2 separate regions of the Homo sapiens genome follow, and region 1 is linked to region 2. A link is a loop called in an ENCODE intact Hi-C map of the cell type or tissue named here. Cell type or tissue: PC-3. All regions are shown on one strand. Links, peaks and the distances in the headings refer to the core of each region. The heading gives the core; the rest is flanking DNA. Region 1 has its middle 110 kb from the start of LINC03106. Region 2 has its middle 200 kb from the start of LINC03106.

Evidence for each region. A loop is a pair of places that touch in the nucleus more often than their neighbours do. Peaks named below come from ENCODE experiments on the same cell type or tissue, not always from the same donor. Only the 100,000 strongest peaks of a DNase experiment are listed, where the experiment ranks them.
Region 1: it touches region 2 in a loop (4-fold over the local background); 2 of 110 quality-filtered maps call a loop at or near these places.

The regions. Positions count from the first base shown.
Region 1 is chr9:26,170,547-26,181,053 of GRCh38, reverse strand. No RefSeq gene overlaps it. Among named protein-coding and RNA genes, the nearest start is that of LINC03106, 110 kb to the right of the region's middle. In PC-3, for the core only: no CTCF peak of the experiment used is centred there; DNase peaks (open chromatin) are centred at 5,583 and 7,093; H3K27ac peaks cover 2,987 bases.
Region 2 is chr9:26,260,126-26,270,632 of GRCh38, reverse strand. No RefSeq gene overlaps it. Among named protein-coding and RNA genes, the nearest start is that of LINC03106, 200 kb to the right of the region's middle. In PC-3, for the core only: no CTCF peak of the experiment used is centred there; a DNase peak (open chromatin) is centred at 5,192; H3K27ac peaks cover 2,343 bases.

The sequences.
Region 1 (10,507 bases), core at 3,582-8,581, 91 kb after region 2:
TTGTCATTCTATTGAGTCTAAAGATGAGGTAGTTCAACAGCTTTAAAAGGAAATGAATTTTGTTTATTTATACAATCAGGACTCTTGCCTCAGATGCGCTCCCAGAAAACAGAACTATGGCATATCTGCATGACACCATGTACTTACTACAAATGCTATATATGTATAGTACCAAGTATAGGTATAGAGTTATGAAAAGAAAAGAAGAAAAACAAAGGTGTGGTTTGGTGTGGTTTTTTTTTTGTTTTTTTGTTTTTTTTTTTGCTTAAAGAGCTCATAGTCTAATAGAGGAGAAAAAAGCAGAGTTATATCATTGGATATGTTTTCTTGATCTTGCGTACTGTTGTGACTGAGTTGAGCTTTGGAATTAGATTCTCATTCATTGAGAAAAGCCTGAGGAAACATGTTAATAGAAACATGTATCTGTGTAAGGTATTAACTGGAGAGATGTAGGGATCATAGTGTCCTCAGTGGCAATTCCTTAAGGAAAATTATTTTCATAATTCTATGACATAAATAATCTTGTTTCTCTGTGCAATTGAAATATGTCCTTCCCACTGCCAATGAGAAATATGTGCCAGACATTTCTTGTTTTTCTTTACCTGTCTGGAAGCTCAGAATCAAATTCAACTTAATAACTGTGGAATTAATTTAACAATTTCTTCATGATTTGTTACTTTTACTCTACTTCAATTTTTCTCTGATCCTGGATTTTTTCATATTTTTATAGAGTGTGGAATATATTACTTGTGAGCCGCTTTAAATATTTGTAGAATAAGATTTATCTATAAAGAAATGCCTACGTATTAGATTGTGTCTTTATCATTTAACACCTACTCAAACACTTGTATCAGGAGTGTTTTGTTTCATGTGTATATTTTCTATTTGAAAATATATAGTGAAGTCACATTTTAGGAGAAGTTGAGGTTCTGACGTAAGGGTCTAAGGCAAGAAGGTTTCCCGTGAAAATCTTTTAAGGAAATACCGTGTAAGAAAATGCCTTGTTTCAATGAATACAACACAGTTAGGATTAAACAGGAAGCTATTTCTTTGGTCAAATATCACGTAAAGTAGTTGGTTTGTGTTAGTGATCATATTGTGACTGTATATATAATCTTTAAACATTTGAAAACATTCAGCAGGTGAATTGTTCTGTCATTAAGAGGCAGAATTATATCTCCATTTTATTTTCATCCCAGAACATTCACTATTTAAACTGATCTTGTTCCCTTTCTCCCTTTTCCCCACTTCTGGTTATTCACTGCTGCATAATAAATTGCTGTGTCACTAGTCCAGAGTCAAAGGTAGGGAAATTAGACTTCAGCTCTCAATTGGAAGAATATTAAGTATTTGTTATCACCCCTAAACTATCACATTCTGTTTTCCATTTCTTCTACGTTCCTTTCCTCCATTTATTTATCCTCAACTTAGTAGCTTAAAACATAATTTATTTTGTTCATTATTTTCCCAGTCAGAAATACGAGAAAGGTTTTGCTGGACCAGTTGATACTTATATGTTATGTCCAGAAATCTCCCCAAATTCATAATGCAAACTTTTTTTGTTCCCATGCTATGGCAAGCAACCATGTTGCCAAATTTTTTGTCACTACATGATCAGGATTCCTTTTTCTTTGGTATACAATAATATTTTCCTCATTGTCCTTCAAGTCTTCACCAGCAGACTCTTTGGAGTCCTTCCAATTTTTACCAGCTGCCTCATCTTCCAGTTTGTACCAGCCAGCAGCCAAGGCTACATATTTTAGTTTTCTATTATGGTAACTATTCACTTCCAGGTATTGGATTCTGTACCATTTATTTATGGCCATGTAACAAATTACTCCCAAACTAAGTATCTTCAAACAATAAGTTTACTTTGCTTCCAATTTTGTGGATCAAGAAGTCTAGAAGGTGTTGTCTGGGCAGATTATCTTATATCTACAGGGTGTCAGGTTCCAAGACTACTTCTTTACTCACAACTTGTTGCCTGAACTGGGATGTCTGACAGCTGATGCTGGCTGTTGACCAGGAGCTCAGCTAGGGCTGCTGACCAGAGTGTTCATATGTAAACTCTCCATGTGGCTTATGATTCAAGATGGAGCATGGGTTCCCACAGGGAGCATCCTAAGAAGAAATGCACTTGTTTCCTATGGCTACCATAACACATTTCCAAAAACCAGGCAGTGTAAACACATTTCCAGAAACTGGGCAGTGTAAAATGACACGAATTTATTCTCTTACAGTTTTGGAGGCTAGAAGTCTGAAATCAAGGTGTCTATGGAGCGATGTTCCCTTTGAAGTCCCTAGGAAAGAATTCTTTCTTGTCTCTTCCTAACTTTGGTGGCTCCTGAAAATCTTTAGCAGTCCTTGGCTTGCGGCTGCAACACTCTAATTTCTGCCACTGTCTTTACATTCCTGTCTCCCCTGTGTGTGTATCTTTGTGTATCCAAATGTCTCTCCCCATATAAGGATATCAGTCATTGAATTTAGGGCCCTTCTTACTTAATCCAATACAACTTCATCTCAACTTGATTATAAGTGCAAAAACCCAACTTTCCAATAAGTTAACATTCACAGGGACTGGGGGCTAAAACTTCAACATATCGGCCGGGTGCAGTGGCTCATGCCTGTAATCCCAGCACTTTGGGAGGCTGAGGTGGGCGGATCACAAGGTCAGGAGATTGAGACCATCCTGGCCAACATGGTGAAACCCCATCTCTACTAAAATACAAAGTTAGCCAGGCGTGGTGATGTGCGCCTGTAGTACCAGCTACTCGGGAGGCTGAGGCAGGGGGATCACTTGAACCTGGGCGGTGGAGGTTGCAGTGAGCCGAGATTGTGCCACTGCACTCCAGCCTGGGCAACAGAGCGAGACTTCTTCTTTAAAAAAAAAAAAAAAAAAACAAAAAACAACAACAAAAAAAAACTTCAACATATCTTCTGGGGACAGAAGTTTACCCACAACATTAAGTGATATAAAAGGCCTGAACTGAAGCTGCAAGGCTTTATATAACCAATTACCCTTGAAGGTCTAGACTGTCACTTCTGCTACATTCTATTTATCAAGAAAGTCTCTACTTTTTGTTCAAATTCAAGTGTAAGAAAATTAGATTTTATATCTCCATGAGAGGAGGGCTGAAGAATTACCACTGTTTCACACCTATTTTGCTCCCTTTTTACTTTTTCCTATTCTTTTTTCTTTTTCTCTATCTCTCTCTCTCTGGTGTACTTTAATTCTTTAAGTTAAATGCATTTATTATGCAGCTCCCCTAAAAGACTGATAAAAACATTTGAAAAAATCCTTTTTGTTTTAGAATATTTCTATGATTTTTAATCAAAAGTTTTCCTGAGAGTTTGTGGGGTATATTACTGTGTGTATGAGACAGGCGGTGGGAGGAAGGGAGAAAGAGAGAGAGAGAAAGAGACAGACAGACAGAGAGACAGAGGAAGGTAAGGTAGAATGGGGAAAGAAAAGTTTGTGTAGTAAAAGCATTAAAATGAATAGCCTGTGCTGGATCCTCCCACAGATCCCCACGATTGATGAAATGCCTTCTCACCAAATACCAAGTACAAGCATTCTTTCTATTTCTAGAAGTTGATCTGCTCTTTACTCAGAATAGCCTAGATCAGGTAGAAATTGAATAGTTTCTAGAGCTCCCATTTAAGAGATCATGGAACAGATTTATTGAAAAGGAAAGGAACCTGTGCTGTCTCCAGAAGAAATCCTGTTTGGAAACAATTGGGACACTGCATGCATTTGCCTTATGATGTCTCTGATATGTTACTGTTTTGAGGTTCTAAAATATTGAATGTATAACTCTTCCATTTCTGGCACTTGGCTGCCACATTAGGATTTCTTTCTCAAACAGGTACCTCCAGAGAACATACAGTTATGCGCATTTTGAATAAAAAGCTATTTGTCTTTCATGTGACAAATGAATCACTTGGATCATTTTTCTTTGTAATTGTAAAAAGGTAGAATTATTTTTCAAAAATGTTTATTGTTTTTACTACCAAGATGCTCTTTCCCTGGCCCTTCTCTACTTCGCTTCTTCCCAAAGAAGGGCTATATTTTCTGCCCACTGATGTCACACTTGGCCACTTGACTTGCTTCAACCATATAAACTGAGTGCAAGGGGTCTGTGTCACTCCTGAGTGCAAACTGCAGGAGCCATCATATGGTTCTGTTATCACTCTGCCAGAGACTGGCATGTCCCAGCAGGAGGATCTGCATCTTGGGATGATGGAGCAGAGCCCATGTCACTTCACAATGACAATACAATATGAGCCAGAAAAAAACTTTGAGTGTTTTAAGTCCCTGAAATATTCATATTGTCTGTGGCTGTAGCATAACTCAAAATGGCTGACACATTGTCTATGAACATAAAAACTTCCCTGGGAAATGGAATATGTGCTTTCTCAAAGGGGCAGAGCCTGTCCATTTCTGTATGGCTCTGAGAAGATATCTATGGATACACAGAACTTGATATTCCATTCACCTGGATCTTGGAGTGAGGTAGTTGGGTTCAATGATTATATTATTGAGATCTTCAGTTTATTTGATTTCCATTTTTATCTGTGTGACATTGAGCAAATCAAGCAAATTACCAAATTTCTTAAGCATCCGTCACCTCACCTAGAAAATAGAGGTGGTAATGCATTGCCTCATGGGATTATTGAGAGAATTTAATAATCTAAAGCAGTGGTCCTCAGTGGAGGCAATTTTGCCACCAGGGGAAATGTGAAAATGACAGGAGGCATTTCTGATTGCTTCAACGGAGCAGAGAGTACTACTGTCATCTAGAGGGTAGAGGCCTGGGATGCTGTAAAACATTCCACAATCCACAGGACTCTCCCCCCACAATAAATCACTTTCTGGCTCCAAATATTAAGAGTTCTGCAACTGAGAAACCCTGAGATAAAGCAAAGTGCTTACTTACCTACCCCAAGTTTGGGCACTCGGTGAGAGAAAAATGTTTGTCATATACAATATTATTTAATGGGCTTAAATAACAGCCTGATCATATTTTGCAATTATGAGTTTATTCATCAACCCCAATTTTTTAAGTTTACCATCAATATCTGTGTTTGACTACAAATATATAATTATAGAAAAATGATCAGTCTTTGAGATAGTTTGGCAGTGGCATTCTGTAAATCCAACAGTGGTTATACCAGTAGTAAAATAGAAGATGCTTATAATTCTCTCAAGTTTCATAGAATTTTTTATGATATACTTCAATTTCTGATAATTATTGTGGGCATACAATGTATTTTAGACAGGGTTTATAAAACCATATGCATTTAAAATATTATATAAATATGTAGTGCATAAAAATAAACTGCCTGAATAATAAATATATTTACCCAAAAAGTAAATAAAACAGCTCATAAGAAGCTGTTCCAATTATTTAGGTAAATACTACCTTCTGTGTTTGACTTTCTTTCATTGCTTTGAGTCATGGGAATAAAACCAAAATACTTTCTTGCAATGAAATTGGGAAATGACATCACCTAAAGCATCCCAAAAATCTAATATAAAAGTGTCATTATCCTAACTCTCTCCCTTTGTCAGTGCCCAAGGGCATTCCAGAATTGCTTCAGAAGTCTGATTTTCCTCACAAGAAACTCTACTGTAGCTGATAATTAAGAACAGGAATGAATTGTGTGGAAAGCTGTTGGTCTTTATAGAAAGACTGGCAGATACTTGGGTTCTAGTGTTGGTAACTAACCTTCTAGTGATCTTGAAATATTCATTTTCTGGCCAGATGCGGTGTCTCAAGCCTGTAATCCGAGCACTTTGGGAGGCCAAGGCAGACAGATCACTTGAGGCCAGGAGTTCTAGAGCAGCCTGGCCAACGTGGTAAAACTCTGTCTCTACTAAAAACACAAAAATTAGCTGGGTGTGGTGATGTGTGCCTGTTAATCCCAGCTAATCTGGAGGCTGAGGCAGGAAAATCGCTTGAACTGGGGAGGCAGAGGCTGCAGTGAGCTGAGATTGTGCCACTGCACTCCAGCCTGGACAACAGAGCAAGACTCTGTCTTAAATAAAATAAAATAAAATAAAATAAAATAAAATAAAATAAATAAAAAATAATAATAAGGCCTGATGTGGTGGCTCATGCCTGTAATCCCAGCACTTTGGGAGCCCGAGGTGGGCAGATCACGAGGTCAAGAGATCGGGACCATCCTGGCCAACATGGTGAAACCCCGTCTCTGCTAAAAATACAAAAATTAGCTGGGCGTGGTGGTGGAAAAATAAACACTCATTTTCTAGGCATGAATTTACTCATTTCTAAGATGAGTGTATAGAATTAGATCTTGTCTGTTTCTTTCCAGCAATAAATTATATGAATTCATGTCTCCACTTGCTCTATTTTACATACATATCTTTTAAGCTTCATAGGAACACTGTCCTTGTTTTGAATGGCATTTAAATGAAAACAAGCCTTCTAAAGAGAGTCTTAGCATTGCTTTCCCTCTTTGAGCCTTGTTTTGCTTTTAGGTTGTAGCTGGCTGGGATTTGTTTTTGTTTTTGTTTTCTTTTAATTTAAAAATCTAGCAGAAGGCTAGTCTTTATCATTGAAAAATAAAAAATAAAACTATTCTCATAAATGTTTTAATTAGCAAACAATAATAGCAATAATAATAGCTATCACATTCTGGTAACATGCTATGTGCCAAGCTTTGTGCTATATTTTGCATACATTATCTCAGTTACTTATCAAAATAACCCAGAGATAGAGACATTATTACTTATTTTACCTGTGAGTTAACTAAGATTTAGAAAAAAATTCAAGGTCACATAATATGTGTGACTCTCATAAAGACTGTCAAGCCAAAGCATGCTTTTAACCTCCATGCCTTAAATCTGAAACACCGTTAGTTGACATCTCTCACTGAAAATAATCACAACATCGACTTCTTAGAAAGATAAGATACATTTGTCTTTCCTGAATATATGATTTGCTTTTGCTGTTTTGTGGAGATGTTCCTTGTTCTTTGTATGTGTCTTCTCATGTGTGTCTCTGTACTCACATTGCTAGCTGTGCGGTCTTTGTCTCCCTTCCTCTCATGCCAGCTAGTGGCATGATGGAGAGACTGTGGTCTAGACTGAGGATTATGACAGCATACAAAACTGACTCAACACTTACAGGTAAATAAAATGAGCAGTGGTTTCCTTTATTTATTTCTGTTATCCACTACATAGATTCCATGTGGATTTAAGAAACTCAAATTCAAGTAGAAATATCTATTAATAGCTATTAACCAATCATGCATCTCATGTCTTAGGAGATTCTATCCTGTAGATAAAATGAGGAAATCATTTATTGACTGCCTTTTTGGGAAATAACTCTATGGTCTCTAGAAGACATCTTCGTTTACTTCAAGTGCCATGGCTTTGAGTTTCATTCAGGAAGATGGTCCAAAATATGAGAATGTGTTTATTCTTTTAAGATATGTAAATTGTTTATATCAATATCAACTTATCCTTTTTGGGAGAGAAATACATAAGTAGTACTTCACTTTCATTAGTTATTTAACATTCAAAATCTCTCAAGTCATTTAACCAGGTGCAATGGCTCATGCCTATAATCCCAGCACTTTAGGAGGCTGAGGCAGGAGGATTGCTTGGGCCCAGGAGTTCAAGACCATCCTAGGCACACAGTGAGACCTCAATCTCTACAAAAAAGAAAAAAAAAATTAGCCTGATGTGGTGGCATGTGCTTGTGGTCCAGCTACTTAGAAGTCTGAGTGGGGAGGATCTCTTGAGCCCAGGAAGTTGAGGCTACAGTGAGCAGTGATCGTACCACTGCACTCCAGCCTGGGCAACGGAGTGAGACCCTGTCTCAAAAAAAAAAAAAAAAAAAAAAAAAGTTATTTAGGGCATCCCAAATATATTCGAGGATATTTCTATTTATACCTTAAAAACAACATACCATGTTCCACTTTTTCATGAATTGTTGTTTAAACCACATAACAGCCCTCTGACTAGAGTACTACTATTATCACTATCTTACAGATGAGAAGACCAAGGCTTAGAAAATTTAATAAAATTTAATAACTTCCTCAGTGTCCCACTAGTACATCCAGGACTCAGGGTTAGGGAACATGATTGTACTGCCAATGCCCTTGACTATTATTTCACCTCACTAGGCAAAAGGAAATCATATTCAACCACCACCCCAAATTCTTCCATCCTGAAAATTCTAAAGTCTTGCCAAGAAGAAATTTGTTACTCAAACATTTGTTTAGTTTTCAGAGTTCTAATCTGAGCAACTTACACAAAATTACTTGAATAATACTTAGTTGTAAATCTGTATCTGTGTGTAAAGGCTGGCTTCATGACAATGACTTCTTCTATTCCATATAGGTATCTCCATGACTTCCATGAACACTTTTTGCTGTAAGTTAAATATGCAAACTTAACTGGATTCGAAAATGCAGCTCTGATCTGACTTTCATTATTATGAGTTGTGGCAATTTTGCAATTAGAATAGAGCAGATAGATTGTGCCTACAGGACTAACAAAAGGTGAGTCAGGTTTTCATAGGCTGGCTTGGAACTGGAACAGACTAGTCCTGGCACAGCTCAAATTAGATATCATCAGAACTCCTATTGTGTGTACCTTGCTCTTATCTAGTTTCTTAAATTGCAGTGAGAAGGAATTAGTTACATTGTTCTTAAAAAAATTAAAGAAGAAATTAACCAACAATTGTGCTGAAATCTCATGAACGCAAGATGGAATCTGTTTACTGTGCAGCGTTTGGCAGCTTAAACTTTGTAATTTGTATCCCTTTCTGTTATTGAATTTATAGCTGAGTTCCTGGATTCTTTTCTGTCTTATGGTGTCTATATATATATTTTGTTCTGTGATTAATATAAAATGTTTTCTTTCAGTTTCTGTTATTTAATTTAGTGAAGTCCTTTAGGATATGGTTTATAAGTTGGTCATTTTTATCCTTCAAAAGTGGGAACATTTCTGTTGAATCTTAGTAAATTCTGGTTTACTTCCATTCCTATAAAAGGAAGAGAATTTACCAAAGTAATAATTCAATTTGTAAACGTGGAGAACGTTTCTTTTTGCCTTGCTCCATTCCTTTTAACTCTTACCTCATTTTTGCTGCTTCCCTTCTCTCCAGTCATCCTTGAAATCAGAATGTTCCTGAAATTTGCATAGAGGAAGGAGACTAGAAGGAAGAAAAAACAAAGGGTAGGGAGGGGCTGCTTCCCAGGATTTTTTTCTAAAATCTAATTTAGGAATATTCCCTGAGCAGAGCTAGAGAGGAAAGCAATAAAATATTGAAGATCAATCTTGAGCAAAATTTTTAACTAGTAAAAACATGTCTTTGAGATTCCCAGTCTTTTCTGTCTGTGTTCCACATCTGCTTCTATTTTCCACCCTCCTCAGTCTATCACCCTATCACTCTGAAAAGGTTCTTAGGATCCACCCAAAGTCTCATTCCTATGAAGCAGGAATGAGAATTTCCCACGTGTAGGAAAATATGTCACTCTATATATTTGTTCCTTTAAACAACCAGTGAATAAACAGATTCTGGATCTAGGTATTGGAATGTGAATTCTGAAAGAGAGTAGAATAAAACTTAGTTCCATAGTTCCAGGATAGTGAGGAGGATAGCAGAGTCAAGGAGGGAGAGAAATCATCATACTACTTTAATTGTGCATGTAAGTTCTTTGAAATGCTTATAACCGCAAGTTGTATATTTATATCTCTGTCTATCTATCTATCTATCTATCTATCTATCTATCTATCTATCTATCCATCCATCCTCTTTCCCAGTGATTTTTGTATTTTAAAACTTACATTAGAGGTTTTGTTCCGTGTTCAAGAAATTCTAAGAATAAAAAATATGTGAAAGAGGCTTAAAATTATATATATATAGATATATATATAGATATAGATATATAGATATAGATATAGATATAGATATAGATATATAGACACACACACACAAGGCATTAATTTTTTTCAATTAGTCTTTAACAATTGGGTCAGTCACTGAGATTTTAACAAAAATTTACCTAACTAACCAGTAAACTAAAACCGCCCTTGAAGTGTTACGGTATAAGTCCTGGTAGGAAACCAGATTTAAAAAAAATGTAAGAGGGAAGTTCTGATCAAATAGTTGATTGACCAAGTTCACAAACAGATTCCTGTAGGAAGCATAGACACATGAAGTTGGTTATTTTGTCCTGAAGGTGTCAAATATGCAAATCAGCCAACAATTCTCTTGTCTTTGAGTCTCTGTTTTCCAAGCATTTTTATGATTATGATTCAGCATCCAATGTAGATTTGTTCAAAAGGAACAGAGTATTCTGGCCATGTGATTTTGTATGATTGTTACAGTTTCCATTGTTGATTAATGAATTGATCATTTTACATACAATTCGATGAATATGGACTGCCCTCTTTTCTCCAGATTTGATAAATTAGGTTTCTGAGCCTATGTAACTGAAGGACGGACCTCGGACAGGATGAATTCAATAA
Region 2 (10,507 bases), core at 2,149-7,148:
AAAAATGAAACAACCTGGATAGCTACAATTATGGTTCTCTTTTTGTGTAACTCAGGAAGATTTGTCGACACTGATAGAGCACAATTTGAAAAAGGGTGGGTGAAACAACGGGCTATAATAGTCAAAACCAAACTATTTTTCAAGTGACTTTTTTGTTTATGCAACTTTTCGTTTATTATATTTGCTTTCTATGGATAGATTCTTTTCATATTCAATATTCATGCTTTTTAAACATTTAGGTAGTTTACTGTTTATGTTTTAATGGAGATTGAAGGAGTCAAGTTCACTCTACACAGTAGTAGTTATTCTAATATATGCAATTCTTATTCCTCATGAGGCTGAGGCTAAAATTATTAACCTTCTTTTTAGGTTTCAGGCTTGCTAAGTATGCAACTGATATTATATCTGTAAAATAAGCAAATAATATAACCTACTTATATGGATGATGTGAAAATAAAGTGAGATGATGCATGTGAAATGCTTAATATGGTGTCTGGTACATAGTAAACATTCAGTGAATATTAGCTGTGGTAATATTAATAGGAACAATAATCTCCTCTTCAGTAAGAAGAGGATTGAGGTAATTAATTAATTGTCACTAAGAAAATCTGTGTATGATTAAAAAGTAAAAATCAATTTCTAGAAAATACTTTTGATACTGCTATTTTTCTCTATAATTTTAAATGCTGTTTCAAAATTTATCTGTGAAAAATCCATACCTCTTTTGACACAGGATTTAAGAGGATTGTAATAAAAACAAAGAAACATTTTTATATACAATAGAAATAGAAAAGAAAATAATATACACAGGGTGAGTTACATGTTTTTGCTCGGTTGAATTTCAGATTGGCCTCAGAACTTGGCACAACTAGGATAAGAGGACCATTTAGTTCTGACCTCACATCCATGAAAAGGCCTTGAATTTAGACTTTTAGTATTATCTGTTAGTAAGTTATATAAAGAGCCCCAGAAAAATCCTAACAGACTCACATCTCCATCATAGAACTTTACTCCTGTGTCTTTTTTTCTGAACTTGCCTTCAGTGTTCTAATTACTTAATTAATTTTTGTAAATCCTGCAATTATCTTGGAATAAGGTATTTAAATTTATTGTATTTGGGCATGTGTGCCAAAGGCAAATCATTAATTTGCTAAATATAAGCATTTTAGAAAGCTGTTTTGTAAGTCGTTGTTGTAACTCTGTTTTGACTTCCTTCTTTTTTTTAATTTAAATATACGTGGTGTCTCCAAAAGTGGAAATTTTCTAGGCTTTTATTTTGACCCTCAGGAGTGCCTAGCAAGGAATCCAAGTGGAATTGCACTTAACAGATAGCTTTAGAAGGCATGAGTGGAGTATAGAAAATGGAGGGGAGCAAGACTGGTCACGGTGGCTCATGCCCGTAATCCCAGCACTTTGGGAGGCCGAGACGGGCCGATCACGAGGTCGGGAGATCAAGACCATCCTGGCTAACATGGTGAAACCCCGTCTCTACTAAAAATACAAAAAAATTAGCCTGGCGTGGTGGTGGGTGCCTGTAATCCCAGCTACTCGGGAGGCTGAGGCAGAACAGGAGAAGCACTTGAACCCGGGAGGCGGAGGTTGCAGTGAGCTGAGATCTTGCCATTGCACTCCAGCCTGGGTGACAGAGAGAGACTCCGTCTGAAAGAAAGAAAAGAAAAGAAAATGGAGGGTTACAGAGAAACCAGGGAAGTTTGGGACAGCCTTAAAGGCCCATTGACAATTGCTGCAGAAACAATGATTGTTTATTGTTGTGTGGATAAAGTTAGAGTCAAAAATTTTCCTATAGAACATAGTAGTAAATATTACATGCCTTACCTAAAATTATTGAAGATCCTCTTTTGAAGTTTAAAGTCATTAAACTAAAAAGTTAACATTCTGTTGCAATGTGCCTAGTAGAGATATACTGGTGAAAGACAAATGCAAAAGAGAATGTAAAAAAAATCAGTGATGGATTTGCAACTGAGATATTTGAATAACTTGAGTTATTTCTCTTCACAACATATACAAAAAGCCTATTACCTGCCTTGAGTACAAAGGGATAGCATGCATAAATAGCTGCAGAATTTATGTTAATTTTAGAATATGTAAATTACCTTTATTAATAGGTCACACTGAATGTGAAATGTGTCCTCAACCACTGCAGACCTTTAATAAAATAAGAGCAACAAGAAATCTATCTTCTCTATGATGGATATAAAAATACAAATTAAAAATCAAACAGAGTAGGGGGAATAGAAAGTTGTTAGCTGTTGAAAATGAATATATTTATTCAAATATATTTGTCCTTTAGCACTGATAAATTTTGTATATGCATCAAAGAACAGAAAATATTTTTTATTATTTTTGCTTTGGGTTAATGTAGTCATATGCAGGGCTTGACCAAATACATTTATTCCAAGAAATTACATTCAAATTTGAATCCAGTAGATTGATATGTGGTTATAAAAAAGAGATATTAGTTGTAACTTGCATTGTCTTGTTATTACATTGTTGTGCTAATCTAATGTGTGTTCATTTTGTAATCCAAAAGAAAACTGTAATTTATAAATCTTTAATCTTAAAAGGGACTTATTGCAAGAACTATTTTTAAATTTTTCATATATATTATACATATATACACATATATAAATTTCATATGTAAATTGCACACATATATGTAATGGTGTTCACCATTAAAATATGGACCAGTTGGCATATTTCTGTTTAAACCAAGGTGATATGTACCAGTTAAATGTGTCTGGTATTTATAAAATGTGGTGCAGAAACGTATCCTAAAATACTGGGTCTTTTATTGGAGAAACCTAAAAGGGGACTATCAGTCAGAATTAAAGTCAACTCTATGGGCCCCTGATTTATGGGGAAGAAAACTGCAGATGGCTAGATCTTTTCTGTGTTTTGCTTTTATTTCCCAGTATTTGCTTATATCGTTCTTTATCATTTAGTGTTCCAATATTTAATGATGTAATGATACCTTCTACTGTAGATTCTATGTAGTCTTGGTGTTAGCCTGATGCTGGATAATATAAATGTGATAGCCTTGACACCAGAAAATCAGAAGAATCTCCATGTGTCTGAGAAGTATTATAGACCTAATGGGCACATGCCCTAGGTCACAAGATGACAAGGCTATCCAAGAAGATATGGTCACTGGAAGAGAATATCAAGGAAAACATCTCTAGTTAGTCTGACATTTGTATTCATAGGTTCACTGCTTCTAACTATTGTGATGGTGCCCTTACTGCTTATTATATGGTCTGGCAATATTAAGGTGAAGTGAAATGGTTGAGCTGGAAACAGATTATGCAGTGAGAATTCTGCTTTTTTGCAAACCATGGAAAAGTTCACCTTCTTTCCGTCATCTGTATCACCAGACAGGTCATAGTTTTCCATGTAAACAATAGTAACAATGAATATTTCTGTTTTAAAAAATTAATGTATTATTTAAAAATTATATTAATTTTTTAAAATTGATAAATAAAAATTTTATATATTTATCATGTAAAACAAGAAGTTTGGAAATATGTATACATTGTGGAATGGCTAAATAGAACTAGTTAATGTATGTACTGCCTCACACGCATCATTTTTTTGTGGTAGGAACACTTAAAATCTACTTTCTTAGTGAACGTTTTCAAGAATACAATACATTGTTATTAACTGTAGTCACTATGTTGTACAATAGATCTCTTAAACTTATTCCTCCTGTCTGTCTGAAATTTTGTACCCTTTGACCAACATTTCCCCAATCCCTATCTCCCAATCCCTGGTAAGCACAATTCTGCTTTCTGCTTCTGAGTTCAACTTCTTTAGATTTTTAAAAGAGTCAATAAAAATGTGCAAAATTTAGTATAGTTTCATGGCAGTTGTCACTAAAACAATTGCTTCATTTTTTACCATCATTCCTCTTTCATCTTCACAGGTGGACGTGCTTAGTGCACTTGGCTTAGCTTAGTGCCAATTTTATCTCTGGGTGCCTGAATCATTGGATTTCTTTGTGTGTCTGAATCATTGGATTTCTTTGCTGCATGGCAATTTTCTGCTTCACTCTTTAAGTGGTTTATACATTGACATTTATGAGTCTTAGTTACTGGGTTTCCATAATCTATTTCAAGGTATTAGGTTACTGAAAATCAATCTATTTGGTCTATATCAATTTTCAGATATTTGGATAGTCATATTTGTTTTTTTTTCTTTCATTCCTGATCTAGATTTCTGATACTTGACCAACTGACATGATTTCCAAGTTGTAAATCAGCTTTCTGTGCTCCTGACCTCAGAATAATAGAGCCTTGTACATTCCACCAAACATTCACAGCATGACTTGGGTTTGCCTAGACCTAAAGATTTAGTCATTGTAATCTGGGCAGTAGCATTGTTGCCTGAATCTGATTGTGACAGAAGGCTGAGACTCCAAGGCCTTGTACTTCGAACCAACAGCTTTAGTGTCAGGAAACCATATTTATAGAGAGAGAAATCCATTTTGACAGTGAATTTTAGATGGTGGACGTCTTTATTTTCTTCATCTACTTTGCCTTAGATACAATCTTTTCTCTGATGATTTCCTCATATTATTATAAAAAATGATATTTCCTTTCTATTTCTTCCCAGCAGTTTTACTACCAAGAAAGTACTTCCTTTCCACTTTCTTTCTGCTCAATAGTTTGAATATAAAGAATATATTTTTGGAGTTAAACTACAATATTAACCTTTAATGGATCAGGGTAAACACTATATGACCTTGTAACATTTAGGACTGTATTTAATGATAAAAATAACTTAAGACCCAATTCAAGTAATTAGAACAATAAAGAGGAATTATTGGCTCCTTAGGTTAGACATTCTGAGGTAGGATTGTGCCTTAATTATCTAGTGATATGTAAAAAATTATCCCCAAACTTAGCAGCTTAAGATAATAAACTTTCATTACTTTGTAGTTTCTGTGAATCAATAATTAAAAAATGGCTTTGCTTGGTGGATCTAGGTCAGGATTTCCCATAGGTTGCAGTCAAGTTGTTGGCCAGCACTGTAGTTATCTGAACACTTGCTTGGGGTTGGTGAGTCTCCTTCCAAGATTACTCACTCACATTGTAGGTGGCAGAGACCTCGGTTCCTCTCTGCTCTTAGCAGGAGGCTCATTTCCATGGCATGTGGACCTCTCAGGGCTGCTTGAGTGTCCTTATAGCAATGCAGCTGATTTCCCCTAGGATATGTGATGAGAGAGAGAAGGAATTTGCAAAGCCTTTTATGGTCTAGTTTTAGAAGTTAGATGCTGTCACTTTTGCCACACTGTACTTGTTAGAAGTGAGTCATTAGGTTCAGTCCAAGAGAGGAAAATTAAGCTCTATCTATTAAAGAAGTAAAAAAAAAAATTGTAGACATACTTTAAATTCTCCACAGATTGTCTTCAGGAATGGTTTGATTCAGCATATCTACAGTGTCATCTCAGACCAGTTTTGACCTTTGGGGTCTGATTTGCAGGATGAGCATCATCCAAAGGAGTGGTTCTCCATGTGGTATCAAAATTGTTTCTACAATTCTAACCTTCCAAGATAAGAGAATGTGTTGGTAGTTTTCTGAGAAGAGCAAGACATTCTCCTTTGGAAAGATTAGTAGCATACCACCCTTCATTTCTTATTTGGTTTAACTTTTCAGCTGTTATGAATTAACTTTTATAAATGAACTTTGTGGGAACAAGGCATTTTGATCATTGTCTCTTGGCTGGGTCATCTGCATCAATCAATGTGGCAGAGGAAATGGGATTATCTTGATTAGATTAGAAAATTTGTGTTCTCACCTGAAAATGAGGTTAGGTAATAACTATGTTCCCCTTCTATATCCCTACCCAAACTATATGGTTGCTCAACTATGGGGAAACAGTTTAATAGATATTGATGAGGCAGAAAATTAAAGATCTCTATCTGTGCCACAAAGACATCAGATTCTGTGTTGGCAAGAGTAGACTGAATCTTTATAAAAAGTATTAATATAAGTAAAAGAAACAGAAAACTAAAAAAGCAAAAAAAAAAGTAGAAAATTTACTAAGGTAAACTAACAGTTGCATTTATATTTTAATCATACGTTAACAATTTGGAATTCTGATTTACATATCAGATTTAGGAACTGAATCAGTTAGCATAAGTCTGCATGGTTTTATATTCTCTCTGTGTACTGTCAAAATCTGAGCCCTCCAAAAGGCAAAGTCTGGCCTGAGATAAATTTGGCTATAGAATATTATGCTTATTGATACTACTTCTGTAATAATTAGACATTGATTTTTTCTTTAAAATTTTTTTTAACTTTTAGTTTCAGGGGTACACGTGCAGGTTTGTTATATAGGCACACTTGTGTCATGGTCATTTAGTGTAGAGAGTATTTCATCAGCCAGGTACTAAGCACAGTGCCCAATGGGTATTTGTTTTGATCCTCTCCCTTCTGCTACCCTCCACCCTCAACTTGGTCCCAGCATTTGTTGTTCCCCTCTTTGTGTCTATGTGTTCTCATTATTTAGCTCTCACTTATAAATGAGAATATGCAATATTTGGTTTTCCGTTCATGTGTTCTGTTTCTGTTTGCTTAGGATAATGGCCTCCAGCTGCATCCATGCGTCTACAAAGGACATGATCTCACTTTTTTTTAAGGCTGCATAGTACTCTGTGGTGTATATGTACCACATTTTCTTTATCCAGTCTACCATTGATGAACATTTAGGTTGATTCTATGTTTTTGCTATTGTGAATAGTGCTGCAATAAACATATATGTGCATGTGACTTTATTGTAGAATAATTTATATTCCTTTGGGTATATGTCCAATAATGGGATTGCTGGGTTGAATGGTAATTCTGTTTTCAGTTCTTTGAGGAATCACCACACTGCATTCCACAATGGCTGAGCTAATTTACTCTCCCACAAGAAGTGTGTGTTTCCTTTTCTCTGTAACCTCACCAGCTTCTGTTATTTTTAAATTTTTTAATAATAGCCATTTCTACTGGTGTGAGATGGTATCTCATTGTGGTTTTGATTTGCATTTCTCTAATGATTAGTGATGTTGCAAATTTTTTCATATGCTTTTGGCTGAATGTGTGTCTTTTGAAAAGTGTCTGTTCATGTCTTTTGCCCACATTGTAATGGGCTTTTTTTGCTTTCCTTTCATTATTTACTCAAAAGTCATTCTAGGATCAGGTTGCTTAATTTTTATATGACTGTATGATTTTGAGCTATTTTCTTTGTATGATATTCTATTTTTATGGTGCTGCCGTCCGAGTGTGTGGTTGGTATAATTTTAGGTTTTTAAAAATTTGCTGAGGATTGTTTCATAGGCATCTACAGAACTCTCCATGCCAAAACAACAGAATATACATTCTCCTCATAATGACATGGCACGTACTCTAAAATCAACTAACCTTTTTAAATATTTTAATTCTGCATCTATCATAAAACTTTACTAATTAAGATCTAGAACCTCTAGCTAAAGTTAATACCCCCCTAACACATCTAGATGATAGTAAACAACAATAAATCCAAGCATTGCCTACGGTTTTAATTTTTAACTCTTTAACATTTGTTGAAGAAAACTCTTTGCTGTATGTCAAGAAGTCTTTAACATTTTTTTTCTCTTTTTCAAAGTAATGATTTATGGGAACTATAGTTTTACTCTTTTCCATTGATTCATTGACATTTCATAATGGGAGTAAGCACTTTGACACTGGAAAAAATGGAAAAGATTGCATCACATTTTATCATGACTGAAATATAAAATGATTTATATTTTCTAATGAAGAATGCATAATCTAACATGCTCAATAATGTTAAATATAGAATTCTGTCCTGTTTGGATTAATCATTAAGGATAGAGGATAAATAACCTTATATTTTGATAAAACAGATGGAATCTGCTTTTGGTTTTTATTCACCAAGTGCCATATGATTTTGAGAGAAGAAGACTTAGATCATGAATTCTGCTGCATGACTGGCTGTTTCCTAATGTGAACTTCCCCTCATGTTCAATAGTATACTGTTTATATTACTCAGGAAGTAATATATTTTCTACTATTATTACTCAATTACCCTTATAAAACTATAGTGTCTAATGTTCTGCCTGGATGAAGTTCAAATATGTTTTAAAAGACTTCTGATAACTGTACATAGTACCAGGAACAGCAAATACCATAAATGTGTATATTAATGTATGTGTAAATGTAAGTTTTTGAAACCATCCTTATAAATTTTATAAAATGAATCAGGGAAGAAGGGGGTAGTAGAAATGAAAATACACCAAGCTTAATTATGCAGAACATTCAGATTAATGTAGCACATTCAGCATTAATGATTAGGTCAGCTTGCTTTCTGACCTGCTTCCTCATAGTGTTTTGGTGCCTATTGTTCTAGACTCACGTAGATCCTAGATTATAGTTCCCCTTAACTGCTTTGTAGATAACAACTTAAACATTATGAAATGTTAAGTTTTCCCCTTGAGATACTCTTTCAGGTCCTACATTCCATTGAAACTACTAACATCCACTTTTCCAAAGGACGCCACAGGAGCTGACTCACCAAAGAATGCAGTTTTCCCATCCTGATAACTTTATTACCCTTACCCTGACCACTCAATGTTTCCAGTTTTCTAGCCCCTCACCCTCCATGATCTCCTTAAAAACCCCAGCCCAGAATCCTTGGGGAGGTGGATGTTAGGGTCTTGACAGCAGGGGCACCATCATCTTGGACAAACACCACCTCTTTAAGTTCTAGCTCCCTTTCTAACCTCATGCATTTCAAGGAAATCACTTCTCTTCTAACAACAAGCAGCAAGAAAGAGCAGACAGTAAAACACAGATAAGACAGGTCAGACACAGAGGGAGGGGGAAAGTCTCTTGGGTAACCACCAAACTTCACACTCACACAATGGGCCCCAGTAAAACAGTGGGCCCTGGTAAGCACATTACTTTCCCTTTAGGTGCACTAAGATAGGAAAGCTAAAAGAAGACTCAGGGGGTATGCCTGCAGCTGCAGGAAGATGTATACAAAAACTCTCCCTCCCACATAAGCAAGACAAAGAGACACAGAAACATTCGAAGCCTGTGATAAGGTATGCCACCTGAATCCCTAAAAACTCTTAGTCTGTGAGAGAGAATGCCTCTGACCTAACTCGGCCAGAAGTCCCTCTCAGGTTTATTCCCCAAAATAAACCTGTCTTTGACTGTTGAGCTGCTTTTCATGTTTCTTTCCTCTTTCTTTAACTCTTACAGGTCTCCTCCCATCTCCTCACTTGATGCCCTGCAATTATGAAGCTCTGTGCTGCAAACCCTCCTATCTCTGTGTATTGGTCTGTTACTGCACAAGAGACATACAAACCTGTTGGTCTTCTAACATTTTTATTATACTTATTTATAGGTGGCTTTCTATGGCTAACTGCCCCTAAACCCTGAAATGTTCCAACTAATAAACAGGTATTTCAAGATTTCTGATGTAATAGAAGTGCATTAATTCCAGGAATCATTGTACTTGTGTAAAGTCTGTGCCTATGGAGAATGAGAGTGTTGTTGATAGTATTGAATTAAGTAAAGTAGAAATCATTTTTAATTAAAAAGTATTATTCTTAGCTAATGTTTTTCTGTCTAAATTCACCTATTCCCCCCTTCACCCTTTGTCTGTGTAGACAGAGCCTAAAGTAATCTATGTAAAGATCATGCATATAAAAAAAAAGAGATTAATCCTGTCTCCTCCACAGAATATTGTTAAGTGCATTAGGTGAAAGGCTAATCACTGTTATCAACAATAAAGGAGGGAACTAATTGGAAAGATTTTAGAAAAGATCAATAAAAATTAATTAGAACATCTAAAGTATTTTTTTCAAAGCAAGTACAAAGGAGTTGAAAACATAGCCCTTTGTTGAATAAGAAATAGTCTACTTGAAGAGGAGAATAATCAAGATTCAAAAAGTGCTTGCTCTTTCTGAACATAGACTTTGGGAGTAAATCTTTTGTGCTCCTCATGACCATCACACACGCAAATAATATTGGAAAGAAAGACTAAATATAAATTAATTTGCTGCTATTTATTGGATACCTACTCTGTGCTGGTCACTGGGCTAAGGGTACTACATAACTCACTGCATCAAATCTGTATGATGACTCATTGGAATGTATACTATTTTGACGACCTCCTCCCTCTTCCTGCTTTCTAAAATAGCAAAATCAACTTTAGGGAGGGTAGCCAATTTGCCTAAGGTTAAAAGCCAGTAAGTATTGTATCTGGGGTTTGGACTTCGGATGATGTGTAGGATGATGTGATTTTAGAGCCAGAACTAAGTCAGACATCATGCCCATTTGGGCTGAATACTTTTTAAAAAGCATTAGATTTGGCTGTAGAGTTCAGAGGCCACAGAGACCTATTACAGGTGTTTAGCTTTCCCTGGCAGATGCCTTAAGCATGAACTTCAAGCTCCGCAGCAGCTGGACAAAGACAAGACAGGTTTTCTTCTCCTCTTAT